Regions from separate parts of the Homo sapiens genome. Here regions 1, 2 and 3 are each linked to region 4. The links are chromatin contacts, found by Hi-C in ENCODE. All regions are on one chromosome and are shown on one strand. The core of a region is the stretch at or near the end of the contact, and the rest is flanking DNA. Distances in the headings are between cores, read along the strand shown. Region 1 overlaps CHCHD3 (coiled-coil-helix-coiled-coil-helix domain containing 3). Region 2 holds the start of CHCHD3 (coiled-coil-helix-coiled-coil-helix domain containing 3). Region 3 overlaps CHCHD3 (coiled-coil-helix-coiled-coil-helix domain containing 3). Region 4 overlaps EXOC4 (exocyst complex component 4).

Region 1 (3,632 bases), core at 91-2,590, 380 kb after region 4:
ACCTCAGCCTTCCAAGTAGCTGGGATTAAAGGTGAGTGCCACCATGCCAGGCCCCTCTACATTTTAAAAACGGTTACTTATTTATAACTCTGTTAGCACCTTTACTATACATTAAGCTCCTTGTGGGCAGAAGGCATACCTGAGAGCCCCTGGTTCCTTTGTGACCCATATGGCATCTGTCTGACCTGTAGAAGGTGCTCAAGAAACACTTGACAATGGAATGAATGAATGGATGGGCCTGTGATCATCCCCAGCTTCTTCAGAATACTTTCCACTTCAAAAACATGTTTGATGAAAGCAGTCAGTCACAAAAGACCACATACTAAATGATCCCATTTATAGGAAATGTCCAGTATAGGCAAATGTATAAAGAGCAGAAGTGGTGGTTGCCTAGGGCTGGGGTGGTGGTGGTGGTAACAAGGATAGGGAGTCACTGCTGATTGTTGCACAACTCTGAGGATATACTAAACACCATTGCATGGTACTTTAAATGGGTAAATTTTATGTTATACACATTTTGTGTCAATAAAGCTTTTGAAATACTTTTGAAATTTTGTCAAATTTTAACAAAAGTATCTTTAAATGCATTTTTTTCCTGTTTTTATGTTTACCGTATATACATAGGGACTTGCATTATATAATATTTATTGTTATTTTTTGAAGTTTGGACTGGGAGCTCATAGCATGTGCTTTGGGACTTCATTAACCATTTCAGAGATGCAAGGCAGTGTGAGAGGGAATTCTTGTGAGCCTATGCAGAATGACCTCATTCTCTCTGTCAGAGAAATACTGCACTAAGTTATTTTAGTATTAGCAGAATGTCGTTGTTGGATATATTTGGACAGTATATTTTTGTTTCAAGTCATTGAAGAAGTTTGTCTTCATGGAGTAATATATTGCTTTATCTTAATAAATAGGCATAGCATTGGCAGAAGTACAAGGAATGGTGCTATTTTTCTGTCACCTTCAGAATGAAGAGGTAGGTATAGTTTGTTTTTTAGCCTGTTGATCTTGTACTTCTCATTAACAGGTACTTTATTTTTAAAAGTATGTTTTACATTAAAATAGCATTTGTGCACTAATGAAGCAATACTTATTAATAAAACATGCCCTTAGATAAATTGTTTAATGCAGTTTTCTTTTTTCTTCCACATTGTGGGGACTAGTGGTTTCTGTGTTGATGAAAGAGCAGGGAGCATCTTTTCTTGTGTGTTCATTCATGCAAAATTTTGCCCTCTTGAAAAATGAACAAAGATCATAGCCAGAAGGTATTTATCATGCAGTTAACCACAAGAAATCTTGAATGAGATCATCATCAAGTAACTTAAATAAAACAGTTATTTTCTGACACTTTATCACCAGAGTCATTCTTTAGGACACTTAGCATTATTATGTATGCATTTTTCTTTTTCATATAATTGCCAACTATTTTGAAGAATGGGATGCTTCAGATTAACGTCTTGGGAGGGAGACACAATCTACTTGACCCTGATTTAAAGGAATAGTGGAAGTGGGTGGTTCTTCACCACACATGTGATTGTTACTAGGGATTCTTCATAGACTCTGTCATAGCAAAAGTATTATATTTGGCTTCTCATGACGTGTCCCGTGACTAGCAGAGTGTTGCTCAGTGGAATGGCTTGGGCTGAATCAGTAGGTCTTTCCAAGTATAAATTTGAGTGCTCACTAGACCAGAGAGAGGCAGAGGCGTCAGGATTTGGTGGGAGATTCTCTGAGTGTTGCAAATAGTCCCCATCCCTCCTGTGCATGACCCAAGAGTTTGCTCTGAGACACCTATTGAATAAATGGCCAGCCAGCACTGTGGTTAGGTGAAAGGAGCACGAATATTGATAGATATTTAAGCCCTGACGTGACTGAGCCTGGCCTTCAGCTTTGCCTCTTACTATATTTGTGATGTCCAAGAGTGACAGGGGCTAACATAGCTATAAATAAGCAACTATTAAGAAATTGTAAAAAGCAGTGACTGCCAAGAGAAAAATATAGAGAAAATGCCGTGTGAATTTGGAGGAAGTTTAGAGTGATAGGAGCTGTGTGCCAAAGCCACTAGTCTTTCTTGGGCAATTCCCATTATGGAACAAAGGGATCCAGAATGCATTTTCCCAAAGAAAGAATGAGTACAGATGAAATATTGTTGTTAGAATAATTCTTCAGGCTTATCATGGGTTTTTGGGTTAACTTGGAAACCCAAATAGCATTTTACTTTTTAATGACGAATATACAAATGAGCTATGGCACCCCTGAAGAGTTGGCATGGTTTTCCATAGCTGCGGTCAAGGTTGGCTCCTTTCTGTACAGGTTTTCCATATGTCTTGTGAGAGGGTTTGAAATATCAACTTTGGATTCCAACATCTGAGTTCAGTTATTGTCTCTATGCAGTTTTGATTACAAGCAAACATTTGTATACATACAAATGTGTGTCTGTGTATGTGTGTTTGTCACTTAAGAAAATAATGTGTCAACCACAGATATGTTAGTATGAGCATTTTAACAGTTCGTTAGTCACTGAAGTTTTTTTGCAGTACAGGCTAATGCCAAAGGCAAGCTTTCTCCTGCTTGCTGTTTTGCCCAGGGCTGGCATGGCTGGTCAGTGACATCAAGGGATTGTAACAATTCACTTTTATAATAGTTGATATAATTTTGGTTGGCTTTTGTTTATTCACTATTTCAAGTATGATGGTGGTGGTTTTTTGTTTTTGCTTTTCTCTGCTTCAAAGCTATCAACGATTGCATTCCTCTCCTCCACTAAACTTTATGTAGGAGGGAGGGAGGATTTAGTACCTGCACATGGAAATACTTTGATGCTGTGTCGGGTCATTTTTCAGGGAGACAGAGGCCAGAGTCTGTGAAGGTCTGTAGCTGCAGAATGGTTAGCACAGAGGCAATTGATACAATGAGGGGGCTCAGGTTTTGGGACCAGCCAGCCCTGAGTCACCATGGGGCTCTTTATAACATTGGAATAATACTTAACTCAGGGCTAACCTAATGCCTAGAACATTGTAGAATCAGTAGAGACTAAATTGGCATGGTATTGGATTGCTGACTAGAAATACTTCTATCTCAACCTTATAACCAACTGGCTGTTTTACCTTGGGTATGTTTCTTTATTTCTCTGGGCCTTAGTGTTCTTATCTGTCAGATGGTGGAATGGACTGTTATCTCTAAGATTCCCTTGATAGATTCTGAGCTTTTTAGATAAGAACCATTTTCATTCGTCTTTGTTTCCTAACACTGCGATTATACTTGGACAAAACATTTTTTTGAACGAATGATTAGATTTGCAGCTATAGTTATATAGCTACATATAGTTATAATTATGAGCTTATTTGTATATGTCTGTGAACATTTATAAATGAGAATTGTCTTTTTTTGAGGTTATCCTCAAGCAGCCTGAAATGCAATTTTATCTCTAAATGTTCATTCATACATATACATATGTGTGTATGCCTAGAACTAATATATAAAATTTAAAAATTAGAAAAAAATAAAAATGATCAAGGTGCAAGAGTATACGTTTAAACAAATCTATTGCTTTAGAAGAATTTATTTATGTTGCATTATTTGGATATGATGCTTAGAATAACTTGGCTAGTAGAAAAATGCTGTTGGCAGCT
Region 2 (3,537 bases), core at 518-3,017, 350 kb after region 4:
TCATAGACAGGTTTGAAAACCATAGTACTTAAAATTTTACTTTACAAAAAGAAAAAAATACAGATACTAGTTCATGAGACAAGAGACATGGACCAAACACACGTTTACGTTTTTTATTTTTTTATTTTATGGCTACTACTAAAATGCCACCATTCATGTACTGCATAACAGTGTTTCAGTCAAAGAAGAACCTCATTTCTGGCAGTGGAATCATAAGATTATAATGGAGCTGGAAAATTCCTGTCTCCTAGTATTTACTATACTATGCTTTTTATCTTTAGGTTAAAGTGCATTCTTTCTACCTATATAAAAAAGTTAACTGTAAAACAGCCTCAGGCAGGTCCTTCAGGAGGTGTTACAGAAGGTGCTGTTATCATAGGAGATAGCTCCATACGTGTTATTGCCTCTGAAGACCTTTCAGTGGGACAAGATGTGAAGGTGGAAGACAGTGATATTGATGATCCTGACCCCGTGTAGGTCTAGGCTAATGTGTGTGTGTTTGTCTTAATTTTTAACAAAAATGTTTAAAAAGTAAAAAGTAAATAATTTCAAAAATAGAAAAAGCTTATAGACTAAGTATATAAAGAAAGAAATATTTTTGTACAGCTATATAGTGTGTTTGTGTTTTAAGCTAAGTGTTATTAAAGAGTCAAAAAGTCACAAAAAAAGAAGTTTATAAGTTTAAAAAGTTACAGTAAGCTAAGGTCAATTTATTCTTGAAGAATGAAAATATATGAAAATAAATTTAGTGTTGCCTAAGTGCACAGTGTTGATAAAAGGTACAGTACTGCATAGTTGCGTCCCAGGCCTTCACATTCAACTCCCCACTCACTCACTGACTCACTCAGGGCAACTTCCAGTCCTGTAAGCTCCATTCATGGTAAGTGCCCTATAGAAGCATACCATTTTTTATCTTTGATTTTTTTTTTAATGGAATGCTTCAGAAATTCATGTGTCAACCTTGCTCAGGGGCTGTGCTAATCTCTGTATTGTTCAAATTGTCCTAGATGTGTTGCCAAAGCAATCACTTTTACACTGTTTTTGCTGTAGCTTTTCTATGTTTACATATATTTGTACACACAAATACCACTGTGTTACAATTGCCTACAGTATTTAGTACAGTGACATGCTGTACATCTTTGCAGCCTGGGAGCAATAGGTTACACCAAGTAGCCCAGGTGTGTAGTAGGCTACACCATCTGGGTTTGTGTAAGTACACTCTATGATGTTTGCACAACCACAGATATCACAGGGTCACCTAACGAGGCATTTCTCAGAAGTAGTCTTCATTAAGCTACCCTACGACTGTAATGAAACGCTAAGTTTTGAGCCAGGAATTTGTGTATAGAACACTAGGAATGGCTTCATTAGTATCATGCATCTTTTTCATTAAACTGTGAGTCCCTTTGAGAGAAAGATTGTGTCTCTGAACTTAGTGGCCTAAATTTCTAGAATTATGTCTTCAAAAAGTTGCCCAGTTAGGCGTCTCTGGGGAGTCAAAACCACAACTCCCAGAATGCCGTGCTCCCTTAGCGCGCTCAGGCGCGGGGAGAGAATGTCCCATCACCCACCGCGCCAGATCGAGACCACAGTTCCCACTACACCCAGGGACTCCGCGGAAAGCTATCAAACACCACCTGTTGCCATAGCATCCGGGTCGGGTGAACCAATCCGGGCGCCCTCGCCGAACAGAGGCGGGCAGTTCGCATCGCCGACCAACCTGAGGCGTTTTTGTTGTGGCGCGTGACCGGAGGAGGCGGGAGCTCAGGACCGGCGCCTTCTCCTTGCTTCTGGGGGTCGTGGCCTTGCTCCCGCTGTGCGGGAAAAGAATCCAGGCCCTTCCACGCGCGTGTGGGTGCGGGGGCCCCGAAGTGCTCGTGGTTCCCCGCTAGGTCTCCGCTGGGGCAGGAACCGGAATCATGGGTGGGACCACCAGCACCCGCCGGGTCACCTTCGAGGCGGACGAGAATGAGAACATCACCGTGGTGAAGGGCATCCGGGTGAGTGCCCGTGGACGGGCGGAGGGCCAGTGGTTGGACTCGGACCCCAAGGCCCCATCTTCTCCGGACCCGCTCAGCCTGGGTTTCTCCCGTCCTGGACCCTAGCGTATTAAGGCCAGAAGCCCAGGTGTCTGGGAAGAAGCCTAGAGTTTCAAGACGTGGGACATTCATTCAGAGATAGTTCCTGGTTGTGCCAAGTGCTAGGCACTGCTGGGGCGGGCGGGGAATGCCAGGTTGAATTATACCCTGCAAGGGCTCACAGTCTACTCGTAACTGTACTGCTCCCTTGTTGCAGGACCGTATTTGAAACCCATACCTCGGTGTACTTGTCTGTGAAATGGTTTTCCTGGGTTCAGGACCCAAACCCTGCTTTTCCACTGTGCACACCCTGTCTCCCAGGGTGAATTGGCATTTTAAGGATTGCCTTTGCTTTGTGTCATTTAGTGCTCTCCCTCTGATAACACCCCCTCCTCCCACCCACTCCCCACACCCTGTCATCCTCCCTCCCAGCCCCACAGTCTTTTCTGACCTGCCTGGGGCGGCTTCTGGCTTCTCCCTGCTTCACTTTCACTTGATATCTCCTCTTTCCCAGGCGCCTCCTCTGTGACCTGCTGCGCCGAAGTTTTGGATTAGGCCCAGTTGCTTCAGGACTAGTGTCTGCCAGTCTGATAGGGGCTGAGATGGGTTTGCAGTTTTTCATACCAGTAGAAGTAATGTAGTCATTTCTGACCAACGTTGTAGAGCACTTTTTTTTTAATGCCCTTTGCATGCACCTGATACATAAACTGAAAACCTGGTTTTTCTCTAGGGTGTCAGTATACCAGCACTAACTTCATTAACACACTCTCCGCTGCGCCTGAATTTGGAGCCTCACATTTTTGGACGTATGATGCCTGAACCTAGTAAATAAAGCAATTTTGACTTCAGAAAGTTTTATAATAATTTATATATTTTTTTCTGTTATCAACCAGCGTAAATAAATTACATTTGTAAATTATTTTTAACAGTTGTTACCAGGAAATAAAACTTCTTAAATATTTAAAATGTTTAAAAACTTTTTCTTCTGAAACTGTTACCTTGAGAATAATTTATTAAACTTTTCTTCATAGAAACTCAGACTGTCGAACTCAGTTTTTGGTCTGTGACCAGTATTTCTTTATATCATGCTAATTAATGGTAGTACTACATTTTGTAATAAAATATCTGAGGCTGTATTCTTTGAGTTATTGTGTTTCAGTTAGTACTCTTTGGAGTAAAAAATTACTGTAAACTTTAAGTTTTATGCAGAGATTTTAAGACTCTTGCCATTAGGCTTTCAGTACGCAACTCAGAGTGAAAAATAATTAAAAGACAAAGCAAAATAAGTTTTGAGTGAGAAGACATTGGTTAGAAAAAAATGTATAAATCCATATTCTCGTGCTTTAGTACAGACACAGTGCTAACAGCAAACAAAATCGAAAGAGAATGTGGCCACAGCACAGAGATTCATATCAAGTATTAGATAAGGTTGGATGGAATAACTGTGACAGCAGGGATA
Region 3 (3,535 bases), core at 794-3,293, 500 kb after region 4:
GTGTGTATTCTAGTGGGAAAGACGGTCATTAAATACGAAAGCAACTAGGTATATAACTATATATTTGGTTTCAGAATCAGGTAAGCATATGAAGAACAGCGATGTGGGGTCAGATGATAGAGAACTGTGGACTGCAGCATTTCCCTGCTTATCTGTGTCCCACCCCATGGATTGTGAATTTCTCTAGGATATAGAAATCCTCCAGAGATCCTCAATGTGTGAGCCCAGGACCACGATAGGATTTTCATTTGTGAAAGGCCTGTAACTCAGTGAGAGGATGTTTCAAGGAATAGAACCAAATGCGGTGTGTAGAGCAGTAGCATTGGCATCACCTGGAAACTTATCACAAGTGGGACTTTCCAGCCCATCTTGGACCTACTGAAGCAGAATCTGCAATTTAACAAGATCCCCAGGTGAATCCTTAGGCAAATCAGAAGTTTGAGAAGTTTGAGTAGTGGTTCTCAGCCTTGGCTGCTGTAGAGAAGGAGAGTTAGGTCCAGTAAGTCCCTCCCAGTGAAATGCTATTCAGCTAAACCTTTAATCTGCCAGGGTGGAAATCATCAGGTGCCCCAGCTTTATTCACTTCTGCAATACCCATTAAGTTTAGGCTGAAGGCAAGGCAACTTCTTCTGTACCTTTGACATCCACCCACAACCCAGATAGGCTACCTGAAACAAGTCCTTCACCCATTATTATTAAGAAATCCCACTGGCACACTCTGGTCCTGTATGTGTGTCCCCAGGACCTGGCACATTGTCTCTTCTTCTGCTCAGACATGAGAGCCCTTTTGCCAGTGGGCCCCTTTGCCCAGGGATTCTTTTCACCTTTCCTGTGCCTGAGTGAGTAATAAAGTTTTCTGTTATGTACTATCATTGGATCAGATGACATCTAGTTTTTTAATGGTGTTTTTTGTTAATCGAGTACATTTATGAGATTGGGGGTACCCAAGTTTGGGCTAAGTCAGACTATGGATCATCTTTAACAGAAATCTTGGTTCTCAGACATCACTCCCAACCAGTGAAATCAGCATCTCTGCAAATTGGGACCTAGTATTTTTCAAAACTCTCCAGTGATTCCAAAGGGCAGCTGAGATTCTAGAGGGAAAATCTATTTTATGTTGTTAGGGCCATAGAACATTTTAGAAGAGCCTTATGATAAAGTCTGGCTGATGTTTTGCACATAGTCATTGAAATACATACTTCTCGTGATGTGTATGGCATGCTGAGCACACCATCAGAAATCACGTGGCCCCTTCTTATAAAACTATGGCAGAACTGAGAGCAGCAGAGCAGAGTAACCAGAGTTAAATTTGAGTCACCATAATGAGATTACCATTAGATTCTGTGGAAAATGTGTTGCAACAAATATGACTCAGTTGATAAGTGCAAATTGCATTTTGCCCTTGATGCAAAATAACTGTTCTGTTTAACGTTCAGGATGTTTTTGCCTGTTGTTTTCATCTAACTCAGAACGGAGTCTGCTTAACAAATGTATGAAACTGGTCAAGACCTCGGTTTTCCATCTGAATCTGAAGGTGACCCTTGTTTAAAACTTCATACTCTGGGCGGTCTTTTTGTGTCAGCCTTGCTTTTTGCCATTTTCTTTTTCAGATGACACAAAACAGACAAGATCAGCTGGGAGCCCTTCAAAGCCAGCTCTAAATGGAATTAAAAGAAGGTATTCTGAGGCAGGAAATAGTTGTTAGATGAAGGGCCTCATGGGGAATGATTTTGAGGTCCTTAGATTTTATGAAGTTGGATAAGTCAGGGCTCTGAGTCATGGTTTAGAAGAGGAGCTCAGGTGGAAAAATTGAAAGGAGGTCTCCTCAATTTTGTAGGATGTAAAAATGAGAAAATTTAGCAAAAAAGGTTTATGTGCTAATAATGAGCCTGATTTGAAATATTGGCCTTCCAGCACTTTGATATGTGTCTATCAGTGGTCTGCCTTTGACGTGAAGGCCCTGTGTGCGGCAGCTTAACTTGTGAATCCTCACTAAAGGGGAACAGTGGGAGACGGCAGCCTCAGAGTGCATGAATGGCAGTGATTGGCTGGCAAGTTGCGTAGGCCAATAAGCAGTGCCTTCCAGGGTAAAGACCTAGGGAAGCGCCTTGTTTTTGCTTTGTCTTAGTGTCTGCATGTGTTTGACAAGTGAACAATAAAATGTGCTGTTTGATTCCACACTGTCTTGATTCTTTTCTGTGTCCCTCCTGCAATCTTTCTTTTTCATGTCACATTACATGAGGCTCTTTTCACCTCTCTCTCCTGACCCTGAGTTCTAGTGTTCATTGCTCTCTCTCACCCAGGATGTGCTCTAATTGGCAAAACTATAACCTGGTAGCAGCAGTTCACTATTTTAGTTTCCTAATTGGTGTCAGGGGCTGCTGGCAGAGCCCGGCCATGTTGGATTGATTGATAGATCAGCTGCTGTGAGTGTCAGGCTTCCATCTGACCAACAGGTTTATTGCTTTTGAAACTTAAAAATTAATATGGTAAATATATCCTGCAGTGTCCATAGTGGGTCTGAAAAAAAATAAACTATTCATCATTCAGGAGCACTTCCAATGTTACCTGAAGGTCCCTTGGGTTTGCAACTCAAAATTTTGTTCTATTTCTGACTCACAGCTGGCTGTTTTCTTGCTTTCATGATGCAGTGTAAAGCTGCATTATATTTCCCACTGCCTGCTGCACAGTGGGTTTCTTCTTTTCAGAAGTAATGCAGACAGGGTGTTAAATGTGTGTGTCGGGGTAGGGGGAGGGGAGGCAGCATCGAACCCATTCTTCCTACAGAACTTAAAATTTACAAGCTCATTTACACTGGTCAGTCAGAGTGTAGATAGTTAATGTTGAATCAGAAAAATGATATAAATTCTTTTTCAAGAGGTATTTCATTTAATTGACATTGATATTGAAGATGTAACTTAGCATTTAGGCATCTGAGTAATCATCATCGAATATAATGATTAGTTTACCCACATTAATGCCTAAAATTATACGGAAGGCTAAAAAGTACTGCATTTTAAAATCTAGTTTTAATACTTTGATTAGCGCTTTATGTTCTAGTATAAGAAAAACAATACAGTGACCTTAACGAGATCAGCTGTTACCAGTGAGCAAACCACTTTCATGTTTTTGTTGCTTCTAGTTCCTGTAGAAAAGTACTTCATCATTTATAGCAATTTTTCTTTTGTAGAAAGATAAGTTTGGGTCAATCTTCAACAAACATTGTGCAAAATGTCTTGATAACAATACTGTCTTATATTTGTTTGCATTGTACTGGTTTTCCAAATAACTTTTATGTATGTTATCTCATGTGGTCCTTAGAAAAATCCAAAGTTAATAATTATTATTTAACATTTATTGATGAGGGGAATGCGAATCAAAAAGTTCAGTAACTGGATGGAAATCACTGCTGCAACATACGTGAGTAGATCGTGACTTGATCCCTACTTGTCACTCTTGTTACTCCACTTCTGGAGTTTTTCCACAAGAGTGTGCTGCCCTCTATGTGGTGAGTGCTGTATTAGTGCTTCCGGGG
Region 4 (3,518 bases), core at 465-2,964:
TTAATGAAGACTAAACTAGCTAAGAAACTGAACTAATTCTTTTTAATTTGTCTTTGACAAGAAAAATGAAAAAGACATATTTGTATAATTAGAGAGAAGGAAGACTTTGCAAAAATAGCGACTGACAAAAAGCAGATGGGGAACACTTGACAATACTGAACTCATACCAATCAGCAGGCCTGGATGATGGGAAGCAGAGGAGCTTAAGGGAATTCATGCACACACTTGTGGAGTCATTTACAATCAGTATGGAAACATCACAGAAAAACGGGGAAATAAAAGATGTGAAGTGGAAAAAAGATTAGATAATAAAATATCCTATCGATCTTAAAATGGTAACAAAGAAATATTACGGAAAATTTTAGTGGTGAAACCAATAGCACTGTTTTCCCATCCAGATGTGAGCTCCATGAGGTCACAGGCATTCTTCTTCATTGTCCAGCATTAGTCTGAAGTTTAGAGCAAATAGTAAGTGATCACCAGATAATCGAAAATGGGAAAAGACCATGAGCTAGAAAATGAATGCCACCAAACTTTTCCATTTCTTCTGAACAGAAAATTGTACCACAGGGAGCTTACAGTCCATTTTTTTCTCTCATAAATAATAGCAAAAGGTAAAATACTTAAACATCTGGTGGATAATCATAAGCCATAATCAGAATAAAAATCTAAAAACTCTAGTAACACAAATATAGTAAATTTGAGAAACTATAAGAGAAAAAAAGTAGAACACAAATATTAATTTGGGCAAATATTTTCAGTACTTTCTTTAAAATGAAATCCTCTAACATGTTTGGATAACACGCAAAATTTAAAAAGAAATCAAAAAATTTTAAAATGAGCCTTTACTATGACCATAATATATCTTAATGAATCATGGAAGTTTCTCCCATCCTCACACACTCCCACACAAACCCATCCATAGTCACTCAGATGTATTTTTTTTTTATCAGTTCATCCTCAATTTATAGACAGGGCAAACAGGTAAATTTATATAAAATTATATGCCTCCAGGAAATTGACACTAAGCTCATGGGAAAAGATCATAAGTTACTCTAAAGTAATTATCCACACAAGCAAAACAGAAGAAATGCATTTCCTACAAGCTAAAATAAAGGGGGAGGGTATGAAGATTTCATTTTTGGAGTTTTTTTGCATAGAACACAGTGCATTCCATATAGTGCACATTAATAACCATACACTGATTAAATCAAATTGAAAGCCACTGGCTCGTACACACGAAGGGTATGTGATGATACTTAAAGAGGCTGATTATTTCATAGGTCTGTCTTATTTCTTTGATCAGGTCCCCAAAACTGAAGTCTATGGTTCTAGGCTTTAGTAAAGAAGTATTATGCCAGTAGAGTATCCCATAAGATATGGATAATATTAGGGTTTTTTTTTTTTTTAACACCACACTGCCTTCACTCAGGAAAAGAGAGACAAAAAAGAGAAAAAGAGAAAGGTTCTAATTACTGGAAAGGAAGTTAGTTTCATCATTTATTAGTTTTGATGCCAAATGAAGAGGAAAGGAGAAAGCTATCTCAAAAAGAATATCATTTATATGAGTAATGATAGCTCTGGCCTAAAGAGGACAGTCAAATTCTAGATCTTCTCAGTCAGAGGGCAGAGCTCAGGGCACATAGGAGGGCAAGTACAGACATAGCAGCTGAAGAAGTCAGAAGGCAGTACAAGGAAGGCCCACGCCACTCTGGGTTTGATACAGTTCATATCGTTAGTTTGCATGGATGCCAAGAAAAACATCTTTCAAAAACAAGCCGGCTGATGCAAGATCACCAATTTCTTGAAATGAATAGCAAGAGCAAATTCTATCTCCTTTAAAAAAACAAAAAAAAAAAAACACTGAGATAATTCAAATTCTTTCCCCCTGCCCTTCCTTATGTGGCTCTAAGGAATAAAGGACAAGTAAGAACAAATTAAGAGGAAAAAAGAAACTAACCAAATATTTAATCACAAAAAATAAAAGAAAAAACCCACTTGCTTCAGTATCAAAAGAAACATATTCATTCACTTATCCATTCAGCACAATCTAGGTGGCAAAATAAACGGCAAAAACTTTACCCTCAACCTAGATACTTCTAGAAATTAACAGATCACTAGATAACGGAGCATTTTTCCCAGAAATGGATCTTCATGGAATAGCTAAAACTTAAGTAACACAAATACAGATGGATGGGACTAGGATAGAGAATTCTACAATAAAGGTGTTTTAGGTATCATTTGACTGCCATTGTTAACAGAAGAATACCTAATTTACCTGGCAGCCTGGACCACTAAGAATAGCAGAAACTAAGGAAGAGAGAATTAAGAAAAAAGGGACATTTCCAGGGGCAAAATGTCCTTATGTTATACAATCCATAGCTGAGAATTCATGTGCATGATGCCACAGAGTGCTTTCTGGTCGCTTATTCTACACACAATTCTAACCACCTTGGTTCTCTGCCTTTGCAGCTTATACCACAATAGTTGAGCAACTTAGCAAGAGGAGCTTGTCTGAAACAGACACGATCAATAGCTAGACATGATAACCTACCCCCAAAAAGCAAGGAAAAAAAAGACAGAGGGTATGAAGAGTGAACAAGTATGATTTTTTTTTTAATGGAAGTCTGGGACTGGTTCAGCACGATGGAACGTTGTCCGTGCCTTCACATGTGACAAGATGACCTCTGACGTATCACAATACATTCAATAAAGGGTAGTGTGCAAAAGTGCAACCAAAGCATCGATTAACCAGGTTCAAAATGACAGTCCTTCAGTCACCAGAAAAAGTCTGAATGTGCTCAGTATATTGTGACAAAAGGACCAAATCTGAGAAATGTATTTTATAAAATTTCCATTAAAGATGTTAAAATACAATCTTTAATGCTAAAAGGGGAGAGACTATTTTCTGGAAAATTAAGCCACACTGAAAATCAGATTCCTAGATGGTGCTAAATAAATTAGGCATCACCAGTCTTCTTTTTAAAGAGAATATCACACAATAGTTAGGAGTTTACTTACAATAAAGCAATCGGTCTCTATCAGAACAAAGATAGCCATTGAAGACAAAAAAGAGGAAGGATAAAGCTTTAATTACAAAAACAAAGAGACATATGGATTTATCTATTATGACAGCACAATCCTGAGGTCTGTATAAAAGGCACCTCATTTCAGTCCGGCACACAAGCTTTAAAAAATTGGTTAAACAAGCTCAAAGTATCTTTGAAGCAACATCAATGGTGTATGGTACTTGGTTTCCGATTTTTTCTGCACCAAATTAAAAGTTAATAAATGTTGCCAACAGTTCCTCTACATTTCTCAGTCCACCCCCACCACAAACTCTGGGAAATAAAAGCAGCCCCCACCATTACTTTACAGTTTGCAAAATGACTTGGAGGGGAGCTTTGAAGTTTGTAGTAACAGAAAGAGAAATATACCATTAATGCCAGAGGGGGGAGCTCAGAGCAAAGGGAAAGATCATGTTTACAATGGGCAAAAAAGGGAAATTCTGAAAACCT

What was found. Hi-C counts contacts between places; a loop is a spot of excess contacts on that map. Pooled maps may share reads with other maps.
Region 1: a map of mammary epithelial cell shows a loop between it and region 4 (7-fold over the local background). The contact joins two enhancer-like sites. A Hi-C loop is called at or near these places in 4 of 168 maps with a recorded cell type or tissue (IMR-90, MCF 10A, chondrocyte and 1 more) and 5 of 50 pooled maps.
Region 2: a loop to region 4 is called in a map of IMR-90, with 4 times the contacts of the local background. The contact joins the promoter of CHCHD3 here to the enhancer-like site in region 4. A Hi-C loop is called at or near these places in 4 of 168 maps with a recorded cell type or tissue (IMR-90, PC-3, chondrocyte and 1 more), 1 of 37 single-sample maps with no recorded cell type and 10 of 50 pooled maps.
Region 3: a loop to region 4 is called in a map of Caco-2, with 32 times the contacts of the local background. The contact joins two enhancer-like sites. A Hi-C loop is called at or near these places in 3 of 168 maps with a recorded cell type or tissue (Caco-2, K562 and PC-3) and 3 of 50 pooled maps.

The regions. Positions count from the first base shown.
Region 1 is chr7:133,051,464-133,055,095 of GRCh38, reverse strand. All of the region lies in intron 2 of CHCHD3 (coiled-coil-helix-coiled-coil-helix domain containing 3), which reads left to right. Among named protein-coding and RNA genes, the nearest start is that of MIR3654, 18 kb to the right of the region's middle. Within about 2 kb of position 1,340, at least 9 of the 41 ENCODE cell types and tissues checked have a DNase peak (open chromatin) inside an H3K27ac peak, as active enhancers do; they include IMR-90 and mammary epithelial cell, where a contact is called at or near this core.
Region 2 is chr7:133,080,320-133,083,856 of GRCh38, reverse strand. It overlaps CHCHD3 (coiled-coil-helix-coiled-coil-helix domain containing 3), which reads left to right and starts at 1,767. Exons shown (of 8, transcript NM_017812.4): 1 at 1,767-2,000. The coding sequence starts at 1,920. It also overlaps the pseudogene RNU6-92P. RefSeq lists enhancers at 1,485-1,594, 1,805-1,984, 1,400-2,034.
Region 3 is chr7:132,931,039-132,934,573 of GRCh38, reverse strand. The region is part of intron 4 of CHCHD3 (coiled-coil-helix-coiled-coil-helix domain containing 3); the gene reads left to right. Among named protein-coding and RNA genes, the nearest start is that of MIR3654, 100 kb to the left of the region's middle. RefSeq lists an enhancer at 3,371-3,535. Within about 2 kb of position 2,043, at least 2 of the 41 ENCODE cell types and tissues checked have a DNase peak (open chromatin) inside an H3K27ac peak, as active enhancers do.
Region 4 is chr7:133,434,392-133,437,909 of GRCh38, reverse strand. The region is part of intron 7 of EXOC4 (exocyst complex component 4); the gene reads right to left. Among named protein-coding and RNA genes, the nearest start is that of MIR6133, 150 kb to the right of the region's middle. Within about 2 kb of position 1,714, at least 4 of the 41 ENCODE cell types and tissues checked have a DNase peak (open chromatin) inside an H3K27ac peak, as active enhancers do; they include IMR-90 and mammary epithelial cell, where a contact is called at or near this core.